2 separate regions of the Homo sapiens genome follow, and region 1 is linked to region 2. The links are chromatin loops, found by intact Hi-C in ENCODE. Cell type or tissue: heart left ventricle. All regions are shown on one strand. Links, peaks and the distances in the headings refer to the core of each region. The heading gives the core; the rest is flanking DNA. Region 1 overlaps NFIA (nuclear factor I A). Region 2 overlaps LOC105378764 (a long non-coding RNA gene).

The links. A loop is a pair of places that touch in the nucleus more often than their neighbours do. Peaks named below come from ENCODE experiments on the same cell type or tissue, not always from the same donor. Only the 100,000 strongest peaks of a DNase experiment are listed, where the experiment ranks them.
Region 1: a loop joins it to region 2, with 6 times the contacts of the local background. A loop is called at or near these places in 1 of 110 quality-filtered maps.

What each region holds. Positions count from the first base shown.
Region 1 is chr1:61,372,415-61,380,990 of GRCh38, reverse strand. All of the region lies in intron 6 of NFIA (nuclear factor I A), which reads right to left. Among named protein-coding and RNA genes, the nearest start is that of NFIA-AS1, 120 kb to the right of the region's middle. In heart left ventricle, for the core only: no CTCF peak of the experiment used is centred there; no DNase peak of the experiment used is centred there; H3K27ac peaks cover 2,030 bases.
Region 2 is chr1:60,900,021-60,908,596 of GRCh38, reverse strand. All of the region lies in intron 2 of LOC105378764 (a long non-coding RNA gene), which reads left to right. Among named protein-coding and RNA genes, the nearest start is that of NFIA-AS2, 66 kb to the left of the region's middle. RefSeq lists an enhancer at 4,829-5,362. In heart left ventricle, for the core only: no CTCF peak of the experiment used is centred there; DNase peaks (open chromatin) are centred at 3,936, 4,389 and 4,826; H3K27ac peaks cover 2,537 bases.

The sequences.
Region 1 (8,576 bases), core at 1,476-5,475, 470 kb before region 2:
TAATTCATGCCATTCTAAATACTGCAGAAATATTGACATGATTGAAATCCACTATTTATGCTTCTAAAAGGAATTACAAGTAAAATTTGGGCAATAACAAGTATCAAGAATGACCAAGTTGGTAAACAAGTTCAAAAATAGCAAAATTTAAATCTTCTTTGCAAGGGTTAAAGACGGAAGAAATACCGTCAGCATGCAGGAACAACCAGCCAAACTATGTATAATCTTCTAAATTTATCACAGTCAAGTAATATGAACCCTAAGGCTGTCATGAATCTCAAAATTACTTTGTGTTTTCAATTTTTAAAGAGTTCGTATTGAGCACATTTCCTTATTATATACTTTAATATTTTCTCTACATACATAATGTATGTTTTGGTTAATTTGTTTTGTATATTTAATTGACCAGATGAAATTCCAAAATGCTAGTAAACTGCTTTCTGTTAAAAGCTAGAAAACATTAATGTTGGCTTTTATTTTTGAAATCAAATTTGGTTCTGTACATTACTTTAAAAATAAACTCCTTTTTAAAATCTCTTTTGCCAATTATTTATGCACAACTGTTACAAAATTACTGTATGGATTAATGACTGATTGGCTTTCTTTCAATGCATTAAAACTTTAATTTCAATGTATTTTCTAGAAGTACCAGATTTTTAAAAAAAGACTACGGATGAAGTAATCCTACTCTTTTTCTGGAGGAAATGAAATGTTACTTCAAAGTTCAATGCAGAAAAATAAAGACTTTTGTAGAATGAGAAGCAGAAATCTAGCATAATGTTTTGTTTCAATGGGGCATTTCATCCTTTTGATTGGTATAAAAAAACCCAATGAGAGTAAATAGAATTGGAGAAACATGTCAAGAAGGCCTGTGGCTTGTCACTGGTTTTCTAAACATCCAGAATTTTTGAATTTTCAATTTCCCTCTAGTCTGCCATTTTTTTCTAAGCTATATGAGTCATTCCAAATTGTGTTCAGTAGACAAGGGCAAACATATATGGGATTCTAGTCATGTAGTGGCTTTCATCTCTGGAGGCACTTATAAGTGCAAAGTTCAACAAGAAAACCTTGAAAATACAGGTCAAATGCACTATTCACAAAGATTCCTTCAAATTCATCATTGGTATTTGTGGTAGTCAGGCTGGGCTGGTGGCTCATGTCTATAATCTCAGCACTGTGGGAGGCTGAGACAGGAGGATTGCTTCAGGCCAGGAGTTCGAGAGCAGCCTGGACAATATAGTGAGACCTTATCTCTACAAAAAATTAATTTTTAAAAGTTAGCTGAGGCCAGGCACGGTGGCTCATGCCTGTAATCCCAGCACTTTGGGAGGCTGAGGTGGGCAGATCACAAGGTCAAGAGATCGAGACCATCCTGGCCAACATGGTGAAACCGCATCTCTACTAAAAATACAAAACTTAGCTGGGCATGGTGACATGTGCCTGTAGTCCCAGCTACTCAGGACGTGGAGGCAGGAGGATTGCTTGAACCTGGGAGGCGGAGGTTGCAGTCAGCCCAGATCATGCTACTGCACTCCAGCCTACTGACAGAGCAAGATTCCATCTCAAAAAAAAAAAAAAAAAAAAAAAAGAAAAAGAAAAAGTTAGCTGAGTGTGGTGGTATATGCCTACAGTCCCAGCTACTCAGAAGGCTGAGGCAGGAGGATCACATGAACCCAGGAGTTTATAAGCTATCATCATACCACTGCACTCCAGCCTGGGCAACAGAGAGAGACCTTATCTTGAAAAAAAAATTGTGGTACTCAGAATTCTAAGATGGCTTCCTAGTTTCCAGCCTTGTATAATGATGCCTTATATAATCCTCTCCTCTTGCATGTGTGAGATACTTGTGAATATGATAAATGTCATTCTTGTGAATAGGTTATATTATACCGCAAAGGTGATTATATTGATTAGGTTATGTTATATTGCAAAAGACTTCTACAGATATAATTAAGGTCCCCAATCAGGTGAGTTTGAGTTAAGGAAAAATATATTATCCCTGGAGGGCCTGACCTAATCAGGGGAGCCTTGTATAAAAGGAATTAGAAGTCAGAGAGATTCTTCTTCAGGCTTTGAAGAAGTCAGCTGCCATATTGTGAAAGGGCCTGTGACAGCCACATGGTAAGGAACTGCAGGGGCCTCTGGGAGCTGAGTGGGGCCCCTTGCTGACAGCTTTCAGAAAGCAGGGACCTTAGTCCCACATCCACAAGCAACTGAATTCTGCCAACAATCACGAGAGTCAGCAACAGGCCCTTGAGCTCCAGAAAGAAATGGAGTCTGAACAAAATTCTCATTGCAGCCTTGTATGACCTAAGCAGAAGATCTAGTTCAGCCGTGGCCAGGCTCCAGACCCATGGAAACTGTGAGATAATATTAATAACTGTGTGTTGCTTCAAGTTGCTAACTCTGTGAAAATTTGTTCTGCAGTACAGAAAACAAACATGATATTCAAATATAAGACGACTGCAATGCTAGACATGTGTGTATTAAAGATGTTTACTGTACAATAATTACTCTCTATAATTCTGAAAGTTTCCCTTATTTTTACCTAATCCACCCTAGGTTGTATAGTCTTTCACTAGCCTAGTCACCTAGAGAAAACGGTAAGACGTATTCTTAGAAAGGGAACTAAAAAGTGGTAATTTTCGAGGGACATAAATACTTTTGAAAATTTCTACTTCTCCTGATTCTTTCGAGAAACATCAATAACAAAATTAGATTGAGTGACGTGGGAAAAAAACTCAAATTCTTGGGGTCTCCCCTAAGAAGTTAAAATTTGTTTTAGGGAATTTTTCACTGCAATTTGATATCACATAAAATAAAAAGAAGAAAACCAATCATAATTAATTTCACCTCTCCCCTACTCCCAAGTTATGATATTTTTCAGACACTTTGACCAAGAACTCCATAGTGACAATAGTAAAGGAAACACTGCAGGAATCATTAGGAAGTACAAAGCTGTTTTTTCTTCCTTAGGTATCTTCTTAAAGGGGAGATTTTTAGGAGTCAAAGGAGCTACAACATTAATGGGAATGGAAGAGAAGGGAAGGATCACCATAAACTATAATTATTCCAGTGACAACCGAACAACATGCTGGATTTTTCAAAAGGAACTGTAACTTCTCAGTGTTAGTGCTTACTTTGTTAGAGCACCTATCCAAAAATTCATTCTCCTGTTAAAAGTATCCCTGGTAAGTGCTGCTCGGGACAGCAGGACCTTATCTTGTCTGTCGCAGGAGTTTGGGAGATGTAATTCAAGTTGTCAGAGAAGATATAACTGGTGTATGTTCTTTTCTTCAAAGTGACAAAGTCAAGAATAGAAAGTTTAGTTTCAATAATGTTCATTTATAGTCACAAACGGAGAGAAACTCTGAAAGCAAGCAACCTCAGCACTTTAGTTTTTAAATCCAATACAATAAGCAGGTTAGAGAGGACCCCAAAATGTTACAAGTTTAATTGTTCATGACTTGGATAGTGTCCTGTTCATTGTCATCATCTAATTCCCAACAACCTATTTTTATAACTGTTATTACCAGAACAACGATTACACCAAACTTAAAGGCTTAAAGGCAACTGGAAGCCTTCATCCATCAAGTGGCCTCAAGAGAGGCAGGAGGCAGCTACAGAGATTAAATCTCTGCATGTCGATCACGTCCAAAAACCAGGCTGAAAATAATAAAAGCTACAAATTATGAAGTGCCCACTATGTGCCATGTACTTATAAATATCTCAAATCCTTACATTTTCTTCTCTTTCTTTCTTTTTTTTGAGATGGAGTCTCGGTCTGTTACCCAGGCTGGAGTGCAGTGGTGCAATCTTGGCTCACTGCAACCTCTGCCTCCCTGGTTCAAGCAATTCTCCTGCCTCAGCCTCCTGAGTAGCTGGGTCTACAGGCACATGCCACCATACCCGGCTAATTTTTGTATTTTTTTTTTTAGTAGATACAGGGTTTCACCATGTTGGCCAAGCTGGTCTCGAACTCCAGACCTCAGGTGATCCACCCACCTTGGCCTCCCAAAGTGCTGGGATTACAGGCATAAGCCACCGTGTCCATCCCCAAATCCTTACATTTTCATCTGAGATAGGTAGGTATTATTATCTTTTCTACCAATAACTTAATATTACAGAAATTAGATATCAAGTGATGTTAAACAATTTGTCTAGGATCATACAGCTATTAGATGGTACTGCAGATCCAGGTCTCTCTGGTTCTCAAGTGCATACATTTTATAAAACCCTCATGTAGTTTCCCTAGTATACTATAAAAACAGTGTCCTATTTAAGTCAATAAAGTATATTTATAGCTGAAGTTTTAAATTTGGTTATCCAAAGGGGGAAAAAAAGGAAGGGTATATCAGATACAAAAGTGTATGCAAAAAAACCCACTCTGAAGTATACTAGGAATCATTTGTCTTATATATCAAAGTTTTCTCTTGGCCTTAGTAAGGATCAGTTAAGATTTTATCAAACACACACTGAATGAATTATCAGCGATTCTAACACAGAACCTCCACAAAATAAATATCACATAGATTTAGAAGAAGATAATGACCCCAGATGTTGAGTTGCAAAAGAGTATATAAATGTTTTATATTTACTATAGGCCTCTTGCCTATTCAACAAGTTGCTTTTTCTATAAAGCCTCCTGCAAACCATGTTATCTATCTATAACAAGAAAGGACAAAAATTCTTCTCTTAAGACTTGTTGATAGTGTCCAAGCCTAGACTATATATTACAATGCAGTAATAAATAGCTCACTTAACCAGAGGCTATAACACACACACAATTATTTAGAATTCAGTAATGTGTAAAAATCAAGGAAGGCCCCCGAGTGTCTAAAGTCAGCATCTAAACAGGCAACTAAGTTGAGGCATTTAACTCATTGGAGAGTATATCTTTATAGAAACTAAGAAGTGTTTCAAGGAGAAGGCTGCAATCAACTGAGTTGAATGCCACTGAGAGATCACGTATAATGAGGACAGAAAAGGGTCCACTGGATTTGGCAACATGAATGTTTCTGACAGTCTTGAAAAGTGAGTTCCAGGAGAGTGAGGCACATAGAAGACAGGATAGCATGGTTTATAAAATCAATGGGAAGTGAAGAAACAGGGGAAATGGTGTAGTCAACTTCCATGAAACGAAGGAGGAATCTGCACAGGAGAGCAGAAAAATAGGGTAGTGGCTACAGGAAGAGGGAGGGAAGCAAGGGATAGCTTTCTGAAGGTGGGAGAGAGTCCAGCATGCTTGTCTACTGATGGGAATGGTCCAGCAGACAGGCAGAAAGCCATGACTCAGAGAAGAGAGGGTGCCTGAGGCAGTGCAGTCCTTAAGAAGGTGAGAGGCTACACAATCAGTGAGTGGAGGAGCCAGGATTTGAACCCAGGAAACCAAAGCTCTTGCTCCTTTCAGTGTACCATGCTACCAAGATCCCTACTTCTGGGTGAGGGCGCGGGGGAGTACTACTTATGTATCTTATCAATACAAACCTATCATGAGCTGATTTAAATCTGAACTATTAATGACACTTGAACATGTTTCTTCTTGCAAACATTCCAAGTCTTAATGATGCTAACTGCTTTGTGACTCTTTTTTACACTCAGGCATTCAGATTCCCCTACTCCACTAGATCTAAGTGTGGGGAACAGACAGCTCAGTCATGTCCATCAGACTAATGGTGTCCACATAAATTTCAGTGACATTTCTCAAGCCCAGCATGAATGCTGAGTACCAGTACCATCTTTTGCAAGTCATCCACCATCAGATTTACACTCAGACACATCTCTTCCAGATGCAGAGCTATACTGCACTCTAGTAATTCCCCCACAGGCAGGAACAAGACCTTTCTAGAACCATTTAAAGTATACCTTGTAATTAGATTATCTCTAACCATGATGCCAAATAAAGGCTGTGACTGAACAGAAGAATCCCACGGTTAAGGGACCATTCTGTTCTTGTGAGCATAAACACAGGCTGCGTGATACAAGGAGGTCGTTGAAGACACCACACGTTTGTTAGATGTGTGTCCTAATGATAAAATCCATTAGAGTTCATTCTAATATAATTTTTTATGATTAGCACACTCAACGATAAAAAGGTAAAATAGACTATTTTGACTTTTAGCCTTTTTCAGTCAATAAAAATGTTTTAAAATCATTTTTATGATAGAGAGCATAAATGAAAGTTAATATAGCTTCTGAGGTTTATCCTTCTTACTCTATATGTAGCCATTGAAAATGAGCTAAAAGGACTCCCAAAGAATTATCACATCATAAAGAAGTTCAGGTAATTTAAATGGCTTGGGGACATCAGTGATTTCTTCAGTTTTTAAAAAATGGGAGTATGGAGTAAAAATTACATGGATTATTCAGGGGGAAAGAAACGATGAGTTCTGTAATATATTCCAAATGTTCATTTGTGAGTGAAAATTTACAACCAGAGAGAGTAAAGAATAGACACAAGGAAAATGTCATATAAAAATCTGGTTTCTGGGCCAAAAATAAAATCTCTTGACTAGTTGGGGGATTTCCTCTCCTTTCAAGGTAAACACAGACACCCCAGTGACAGGACTGAAATAAAAAAAATTGTGTTACATGCTCCATATACTTACAAGAGGTTGGAGATTCCCTACCCATTCCATCTGCCCCCTAGCCATCCCATCCCCCCATGTGTTCAGGAAAGGACTGATTTTAGCTCAACATAGCAATTATACGCATTCACAGAAGGACTGAGGATAAAGAAGACATTTCTGAGAAAACCAAATTATTTCTTTGCATAAACAATACATATAGTATAAAATAGCATAATGTTTTATTCATTCTCCTTAGATATCCAGCTGAATAGTAAAAAACTCAATCATACATATGTTTGGCTTATATCTGCCCTGCCCAATATGGTAGCTACTAGCCACATGTGGCTACTTAAATCTAAATTAATTAAAATTAAATGAATTTAAAAATTAAGTTGCTCAGCATAGCCACATTGCAAGGGCTTAGTAGCCATATGTGGCTCATGGTTAGAATACTGGATAGTATAGACACAGAACATCTCTATCACTGCAGAAAATTCTATTGGACAGCTCTGGTCTCTATGATATGATACCAAATAACTTTTTACTTTTTTGGTCATGCTGTACAACAGTAGATAAACCTTATTTTGTATTGTTCAGCATGTTTAGTCTTTTTTTTTTTAACTTCCAAAAGCGAAACATATTCACTGTACAAATATAGAACTGTATAATGGGAAAAAAATGAAAGCTTTTCCTCTCCATCTCCAACAAGCTGGAAGTAACTCAGTGTTCAAGCTTGGTTAACACCCTTATGAATACTTTCGTTGGCATATAACATTAGCCTTGATGATGTGAACTTTAGTATTTACTTAAATATACTCTCTTCTGTCAGTTAAAACATGATAGAGAGCTAGAGCTTAAGGGTCCTATGGATAAAATTTAATTTGAAAGAGATGCATAGTCTGTGAGGGTCCATGTTTGGGATACGCCTGTGCTGGAGCTCTATTAATTCCAGTGTTCCTTGGATACAAGCAGAGAACCCAGCTAAAGTAAAAATTTGAAACTGATTGAAACATTTCATAAGGGAAAAAGAAAGAAAATTTTAGCCCTCTTCAAATTGCTTGAACTGTGAAATCAAGTAATGAACACGAGAAAAGGTTCTGTCAGCTAGAATCTAAGGCTTCGTGTTGTCAGCATTTTCTTGCTAAATCTTATTATGGCAAAGCATTTGCTTTTTCATCTCTGCACTCTGTTCATCCCACAAATAAACTGCTTTGACCTCCACCTGTTACTTAGTGAAATCTGCCTGCCATCCTTCAATAACCCCATTCTTTGCCTTCGAAGGCCTTTGAATCACAGAGAAAGTGGGAAGCTAGCGTTGTGCAATGAATTGAGCTGCTATCACTTTATAAGTATTCCGTAGTTCATAGTTCAAGCTAGAAGCTACACAGCAAAAGAAAATGAATTTTTTTAAAGGTAGTGCTTATGAATACTGGAAGAGGGCAATACATTCCATCATTTTAACCTCAAATTTTTAATAGAAAGAGGTTCTCTCTTCAGCTCTTATTTAATGCAGAAAACTTCTAGCCCATTCCTTATAAGAAAACCTTTCTCTGAAAGAGTTGTGCCTTCAGTTTAGGTAGATGAGCCAAAAGATCCCTTCAAAGCTTAAAAATACTTCAAATTCAAGTATGTTCACTATACTGATATTTTGCAAAACAAAATGTATGAACCACTTACCTCAAATGCAGCTTCATGGATGTAAAAGGACCACACTACTATTAAACACTATTAAAGCAAACAAAAAACAATAAAAAGGGAAATAACTGTATTTATGTAAATCACACAACTACATGAGTCATTTTCTGAAGCACTGTATCTGACAAAATAGTTTGCTTTTTTTTTTTTAACAACAATGACATATCAGAAACAAGTATGCTGTGTAAAGTTGCACTTCTAATGATTAATGCTACATTCAACAGAAGAGATGGTGTCTGTCTAATTATGTTAAATACTTATCTAAGAGGGATTAGCAGGCTGTTTCTGCTCACTGTCATTCTTTGTGACAAT
Region 2 (8,576 bases), core at 2,700-6,699:
ATCTCAAAGCCATCTAATGAAAATGCCTATTAAGTAAGAACTTTCCTACATCCCTTTCTAGCCCCTATCCCTGACCCTGTGCCCCAACCATGAAGGGGCCAGACATCAGGATAAGCAAGCTGGAGGAAGAGACGGAAAGGAGAGGGAGATTGTGAGAGGCAGAGCAAGTGAGCTCTAGGCACTCCCAATGCGTGAAGGCATGTCTTCTGCCCACAGCAGCCAGCTCAGGAGATAGGAAACATCCACGGATAGATTCTAATCTCTATGTTGAGTCACTGGCTAAGAGATGTCAGAAAAGTCATAAGATTGCCAAAATTTTCATCCAGGTGCAAGGGAATGACTACTACTCCCACCAAACAGATTTGGAGAAATCAGGAGAAACAAAACGCCCACACTTGCCTTCAGGATTACCCTTCATGAGACCCTTTCTTCTTGTTCAATTGACCAGTGATTTTAGGGAATGCTGCAAACTAAAATTGTGTTGTGTTTACAAGTTGCCTATTTCACTGTTGAACTTATTTGACCATGCAACACTTTTTGGGCTAAAACCCCAGTGTAATTCTTTTCTTGCCATGTACTTTGTAAAATGTTGCTTTTGATACCAAATGCACAAGTAAACAAATAAATAAAACAAATAAACATTTTCTTCCTAGGGAGGACATTATAATAATGGCTGGTTAGGGCTGGTATGATCTAGTAGGCAATGGAACTATTGTTTTCGGTATTAATCTGCCCCAAAGCACAGTTTTAATCAAACAATATAGTTGTATAATAAATAAAATGTCCATGCTCAAGACCAGGAAGTTATAAAAAATCATCAGAGAATACTTTGCGTATGTCACATGTTATATAAATGGTAACTCATGCTAATAACGTGAACACTTTGTATTCCTTTAATGATCTCTGGGACCCCACAGCTCATACAGAGTCAGGGGAGGGGCCTATTGGGCATTAAAGAGAGAGTGTTAATAGAATCATGAGTATTTGTTTATCATCTGTTGGCCATCAAAATGAAATGTGGTGGACTTTTCCTGTATAAAGTGATGCTATAATTTTATAACAAATTTAAAAGACTTGCTAGAATTACAGAAATAAAATAATAAATGAAAGCTAGTGGCCAGGCGCTGTGGCTTACGCCTGTAATCCCAGTACTTTGGGAGGCTGAGGTGGGCAGATCACTTGAGGTCAGGAGTTCGAGACCAGGCTGGACAACATGGTGAAACCCCGTCTCTACTAAAAAATACAAAAATCAGCAGGGAGTGGTGGCGCATGCGTGTAGTCCCAGCCACTTGGGAGGCTGAGGTATGAGAATTGCTTGAACTCGGGAGGGGGAAGATGTAGTGAGCCAAGATCATGCCACTGCACTCCAGCCTGGGTGACAAAGCAAGACACCATCTCAAAAATAAATAAATAAATAAAAGCTAGGAAGAGAAAAACAACAGATGGAAACTTGCCCTAGAGAGGCTTTGGAATTCACCTTTGTCCCAGTGAGAGAGAATAGACCCAGTAGGCAGTCTTAAAGCCACGGTGTATCTCAGGCACCCATCCTTTACATTTTCCCCACGAGGAAACAAATATTGAGGCTTGTGGGTGCTAGTGTAACAACTGTCACTTGGAAGGTGTTCACAATATATGTGCTGAATGAATGACTCTGCCAACTCTGTTGTTTCCTAGGTGAGAAGGACACAGGTCCTACTGTGTCACTGTCTCCTTTCCTCTCTCCTTTGCTGCCAGTTTTTTTTTTTTTTTCTAGATTGTGTCTAATGTCACTAAATGTCTAAATGTCACAATATCACTACTAGGTAAGAACTGTGATTCTTATTTAATGGATGAGAAGACTGAAGCCCAGCAAGATCACACAGCTGGTGAATGATAGATAAGGTCTTATTGCCCCAATGTGAAAGTAAAACTCAGTAAAATGTGCCTCTTCTTGGACCTATTGGACTGTTGCACTGTTGCACACTAAGCCTATTAGACAATAATAATAAAGCACAGAGGAGACCCTCGGTATCTTTCTAAAAAGCTTTAAGTGTGAGAGTTTGGGGCCCTGTAGCTCTGAACATTTTATGAAACCAAGTATAATAATACTCGATAGGCATTTCCATGGGTATGAATTTATGAGACATTAGAAAGGAGGCCTAAGAATTTTGAGAACAGAGTTAAGAGGATGATGCACATTCTGATTTTTGACAGCATCTTGAAATAGGTGCAGTTTGTGTTTGGTGCCCTCTCGCCTCCATTTAGTGCCTTCAGAACCTAAAGGGCTGGGTATTTAAAGGTGGAATTCCAGGCACTACAGTAGGCAATGGAACTATTGTTTTGGGTGTTAAATCATAAAGGAGGCTCCTTCTTTCTCCTTGTGAGCATCTCCTTTAGCATTCCTGTGAAGTTGCCACATCTTCCTGCTCAGTAGAAAGCCTTGATTCCTATGGCTAGTCTTACTTTACAAAAGGAAATCCTGAGGCGTGGAGAGCCAAACCAAGTCAAGGAAGGGGCAGACTGCATTCTCCTTTGACCTCCAGACTTGTTAGTTCCTTGACTTTTGGATAATTTTGTTCCTTCACCCGAGTACACTAGGAATAGCTCATTAAACTACCCTTATTTAAACAGATCACGATTACAGTCTCTGCTACCTCCATTAGCACTCTGAGCTCATCTCTCACTGTTCTTCCCCACTCACTCTGTTTTCAGCACATCAGCCTCCCTGATGTTCCTTGAGTAGATCAGGTGTGCTTCACCTTTGCAATTTGCTTTTGCATTTGACCTTTGCACTTTGCCTTTGCACTTCACCTTGGCACTTGCTGTTCTTTTTCTTCCTCTGGGTACCCTCATGGCTCCTCACTTACCTCCCTCAGCATCTTATTCAAATGCCAACTTTTCAGACTCAAACTCATCTGACCACCCCATTCAAAACTGAGAACCTTCCCTTACCTGGAACTCCTTATACCTTTTCTGTATTGCTGTATTTGTAGCATGCAGAACCAGAACAATGTCCAATACAGAGAAGTTACCCAATAAATATATTGAATGAATTAATACATTTAAGTAGCCTCTGCTTTAACTGGATTTCCTGCAGCCACTAAAAATTCTGAAATGCCTGTGCCCAGGTGGGGCTTCCTGTTCAAATACCTCTCATTTTTATTAAGCTCCTTCCTGGTCACCAGTCTGAGGTCAAACTTGCTGCCTAACAGGGGCAAAGAAGGAACACTGGCTTCAGTAAGCACAGTGAAAATACCAGGAATGGCTACATACTTGGAATCAATCCCATATTCTACCTTTAACACCCTTCTTAAATCCCCTTTCATTTCAAATTAAGGATGACAAATAAGAACCAACAACTCAGAGTTGCCTGGTTTTCAATGTTGAATTAAAACTTAAGTCAGCCTTCATTTTTATCAATCTTTATTTTAGGGTCAAGAAGATGGGTTCTGGGGGTGGAGCATTTGGTTTGAGATCCTTGTTCCATGCCATAGTAGCTAGGTGACCTTGGGTAAGTTACTGCCTCTCTCAGTGCTCCGGTTTCCTCATCAGTAAAGAGAATATGATTATAGCAACTTCATGGGGTTGTGGTGAGAATTAGCTGGGGAAATACGTATAATGCACTTAGAACAGTATAGAGGAAGTGTTAGAAATTTCCCTTATCATATGGCGGGAATACTGCTATCTTTCATTGACCTTAAGTGGAAGAAATGCACCCCAGTTACCTATGTCAGCTCCAGACTCCTGCTCTGTGGGTGGGGGTGAGGGTTAGTGATTCTTTGGGTCTTATATCAGTGTGGCTTAATGGGACAAGGAGTGCCCAGTGATGCTGGTTACTTAAAAACACCACCCTCTAGCCAGCCTGGCTGGGCCCTGGTGATTACTCCTGCCCACTGGCATCCTCTGGTAGCCACTGCCTGTGCCTGTTGGCTGGAGAAAAGACCACATTCGGCACTCTTGCCAAGTCATGAGTGAGAGGCAGGCTGGTGCCTTGCCCAGCCCCATGACACAGGAGCCTGTTGCCCCAACTGAGATAATTTTCTTGTCACTAGGCCTGAAATCCTCACTAGAAGTCATCTTCAAACTGGTGTTCTGAAACAGGGCCAAGTCCCCAGGCCTGAGTTTGCAGGCTGGGAGCTGGTCTTCCCTAAAATGCACCTTTCTAAGAGAAGGAAAAAACTTAATACAGCTTGCCAGGGGGAATTAAGTGTCAGTGTCTGTTTTTTTGAATGGCTATTTGCATGTAGACAGGAAGCTTCACAGTCTTTTGCAAAAGCAGCGGGGAAAAATGAAAAAAGAAATCCCTCACCTCCCCAGGGAGACATTTGAGGAATAGTCAAGCCTGAGGGAAGTTTGGATGCCAAGAAAGCCGTGTTCTGCACTAGTCAGAATGTGGACATGGTGGGCGAGATTTGGGCAGCTGCACAGCTACTGGGCAGTTTTCTATTCAAACCCACTCTGGCAGAGGGGAAATGCTCTTTCTTTCATTCTTTCATCACTTGTTTTTTCTTTTTTTTTTTTAAAGGAAAGTTAAAAAAAAATATTACAAAAGATCCAGAGACACACTGATGTCACTGAGAGGGGAGACCCAGGTCATCATCAAAAGTTGGTTTTAGGGGACCCCCCCCTCCACCCCACAAAAAAAGCTGAGCTCTAAAAGGCAGCCTAGACAATGGATCAGATGCCAAACCATGTGAAGTGCCCAAAGGCAACTCCAAAACACCCGGCCCACCAGTGGGTGGAGGCTGCCAAGGAGACAGATGCTGTAGCTTTAAAAATATCTTCCGCTGCTTGGCATCTGCAATTGCAGGCTGCTGTCTCCAAGAAGGAGCGGGCGAGGGCTGGGACAGCTGGCCAGGCCGCAGCAACCGGCGTATATGTAACGAGAGCGCCTCTAACCACGGGGCTGCCCATTTGGCCTTGTTAAATCACCCTCAGCATATGGTGAGAGACATCTGCCCAGGATCTGGACCTCACAGCCTGGAAGAGGAGGGCCCAAAACAAGCATTCTGAGGCCTGGGAGGGCTAGAGGCAGCTGGGAAGGCATTCCCAGGGCCGAGGGCCTCCTTTGACAGAGACCTGGTTCTGAGAAAGAAGGGACTGACTCAAGGTCATGCAACAGTGTGCTGTCAGTGTGCTGGGGAACAAGTCATTGAGATTCCTTCAGCCTCTGTTTACTTATCTGTGAAATGGGGTAAAGTATATACCTCATGGGCTTGATGCGAGGGTTAGATAAAATAATTTAAGCGAATGCACCTTGCTTAATACATTTCAGTTGACTATGATTCGCAGTCTTCCAATTATAAACGTTGAAAGCAGCCACTGACATGTTACGTTTTCAAGAGGCTTTGGGAAAGATCCAAAACTCTCCCCAATCCGTCTCTACCTGCTTACTGCTGGATGAAATTCACTTACCCAGGAATTGCACCCATTTTTGGCTGCTATTAAAATGCAGCCTTACTTCCGAGGGCAAAACTTTGAACTGTGAAGAGTTTGCCCTCAAGGCAGGTTTTTGAGGGCTAGCAGGGAGTCCTAAAAAAAAAAAGGCAAACTAGGATGGGAGCCAACACCTTCATTAGAAAACAGCTCTTTGCCTCTTAGAGCCATTTAACTTTCCTCTACCTTAAATCTCGACTCCAAATAGCAAAACTATGGTTTTATTTATTTACTTATTTTTTGGCTTCCAGATAACATTCTATTGGATTATTTTTATACCACTACCCTCTCATTTTAAAAAGCCACTAGTAAGTAAATTCTTAAGTAGGGCAATGACCCAGCCTCGAAGGTAGTGGGGATATATACTCCCAAAGTGGTATTAAATAAGAAGAAATTCATACAGATATCCTGGTGGACATTGGCCATGCATATCTATGGTAGCTAGAGACACACCACTTTTTTCTCTTTATATAAGAGTACTTCATAAATATCTCTGAAGACTATGACCAATCCTTGGAAGTATCCAATATCTTTCCAAGATCAAATCTGAGACTTTTCATTACAGTGACATTACTATTCTTTCCTCATATTTGTGGTTGCATTGCCAGCCTTTATTCTCACCTGTTTCCAATCCCAACAACCTCTAATTGCCTTTTAGAGCTTATGGGTTCCAGGTTCCACTCCAGGTGTGGACACATGACTGTGTTAATTCAAGCATTGTCTCCTACCCTCTGGCCACAGTTTCGGTTTGAGAATGGGTCATAGGATGGACATGGATTCAAACAGACTGACTTTGTTTTTTTATTTTTATTTTTATTTTTTTCTGGGAATGCTGAGACTGTTTCTTGTTAGATATAAACGGGGAAGAGACTAGGGAGATTCTTGCCTTAAAACTCCAAGGAAGGCAGAATGGAGAATCTGGGTGACTGAGTTGCTAGATCAAGCCATGACTGAAGGCCATGCTATATTTGGACTTTTCAGTGACAGGAACCAATATAGTCTTTTATATTTTAAGCCTGTTTGTGTATCCTGTTTTCCATATTGAGCAACTGAAAATATCCAGATATGCTCAGGGAAGCCCAAGGAAGTTGTGCTTACAGATATTTGGTCTTGGCTTAGTTTTAGATTGTCAGTTGAGACTTAAAAGTCTTTTTTGGTTTGGTACATATGTTACATGACACCATTAGAGCTTGGGGCTGAGCATGCTTGACCTCTTGTAGCATGAAAAAGATACCACCCCTAGATTAGGAATGAGGATAAATGGGGGCAAGTCCTCATTTACCACCAAAGAATACCATTTTTGTCCTCCAGTTCCCCACTTGAATTGACAAGTGGGACATATTAAATTAAGGTTTACTAAACTTCAGCCATTTATCTATTACCCTCATATTTTTTTTCTGTATTCACCTGTGCTATTAGTTGCTTTAAATTAATTCACTTCAGCATGCTTATACATTGTTGGTGGAAATGTAAATTAGTTTAGCCACTGTGGAAAGCAGCTTGGAAATTTCTCAAAGAACTTAAAACGGAGCTAACATTCCATCCGGTAATTCCATTACTGGATGTACATACAAAAGGAAATAGATCATTATACCAAAAAGGACACATGCACTTTGTATGTTCATCGCTGTGTTGTTCATAATAGCAAAGACATGGAATCAACCTAGGTGCCCATCAATGGTGGATTGGATAAAGAAAACGTGGCACATATACACCATGGAATACAATGCATTCATAAAAAAGAATGAAGTCATATTCTTTGCAGCAACATGGATGGAGCTGGGGGCCATAATCCTAAGTGAATTAATGTAGAAACAGAAACCAAAATACTGTATGTTTTCACTTATAAGTGGGAGCTAAACATGGAGCACACACGAACATAAACACGGAAACAATAGACCCTAGAGGGGAGAGGGAGGGATGGGGACAAAGGTCAAAACACTACCTATTGGGTACTGGGTTCATTATCTGAGGCAATATACCCATGTAACAAACCTGTACGTGTACCCCCTGTATCTAAAAATAAAAGTTCCAAAAAATTAACTCACCTTTCTTAATTTTATAAGTCATTTAATAGTAAAAGAAAATGTATATCATGATAGCAAATGTGAAAGTCAATATTTAATGCACATTTAAAAAATATACCATTATTAACAAAAAAGAATGTATACCACCTAAAATTACCTTGCATATGATCCATTGGGGAAGTCTAGGAGTCGGCCATTGGTTTTCAAGCTGTGTTTTTATGGAACTAAATTGTTTTGTTGTGGCAGTGTTAGATGCAAATTTCATTTCGTAACATATTTTAACTACAGTCATCCATTGCTTAACGACAGGGATACGTTCTGAGAAAGGCGTCCTTAGGCACCTTTGTTGTGCCAACATCATAGAGTGTATTTACACAAACCTAGATGGTATAGCCTACTACACACCTAGGCCATATGACATAGCCTATTGTTCCTAGGCTACAGATCTGTACGGCATATTACTCTACAGAATTCTGTAGTCAGTTGTTACACAATGGTAAGTATTCATGTATCTGAGCATATCCAAACATAGAAAAGGTACAGTAAAAATACCGTATTATAATTTTATGGGACTACTGTCATATATGTGGTATGTCATTGACCAAAATGTCATTAAAGAGCACATGATTGCATTTTGAAAGTTGAAATAAAAATCTATGTTTAGTGTTAGTGTCAGTTTTGGGTTCCTTGTGTCTGTTTTTCATATTTATGTAAAAGAATATACTTGTCTCTCTCTCTGTCTCTATATGTATACACACAGAGACTTAAGTATATTCTTTAACATAAATATAAAATATTTATTAATATTTATAATAAATATTTTCTTACAAATAATATTTATATTGGAGACCGACAACGTAATTATTTGAGCTGCTAGGCAACTAATTTTTATATGCACTCAGAAGAAAACATCAACAATCTCTGTGGAAATATTTTAAAAATAATTTTCATCAAATTTTTATTACAGAAAAATACTAATACCACAAATGACCAATAATTCCACTGCCCACGGAATCCCTTGGGTGTTTAAAAAATAATAATGCTTATCTGCATGTACATTCTAATTTCTTATAAGTATGTCGTTGATTAGGAAGATTGTAGCTCTGCAATGGTCTTTCTGGAATTCAGACTTTT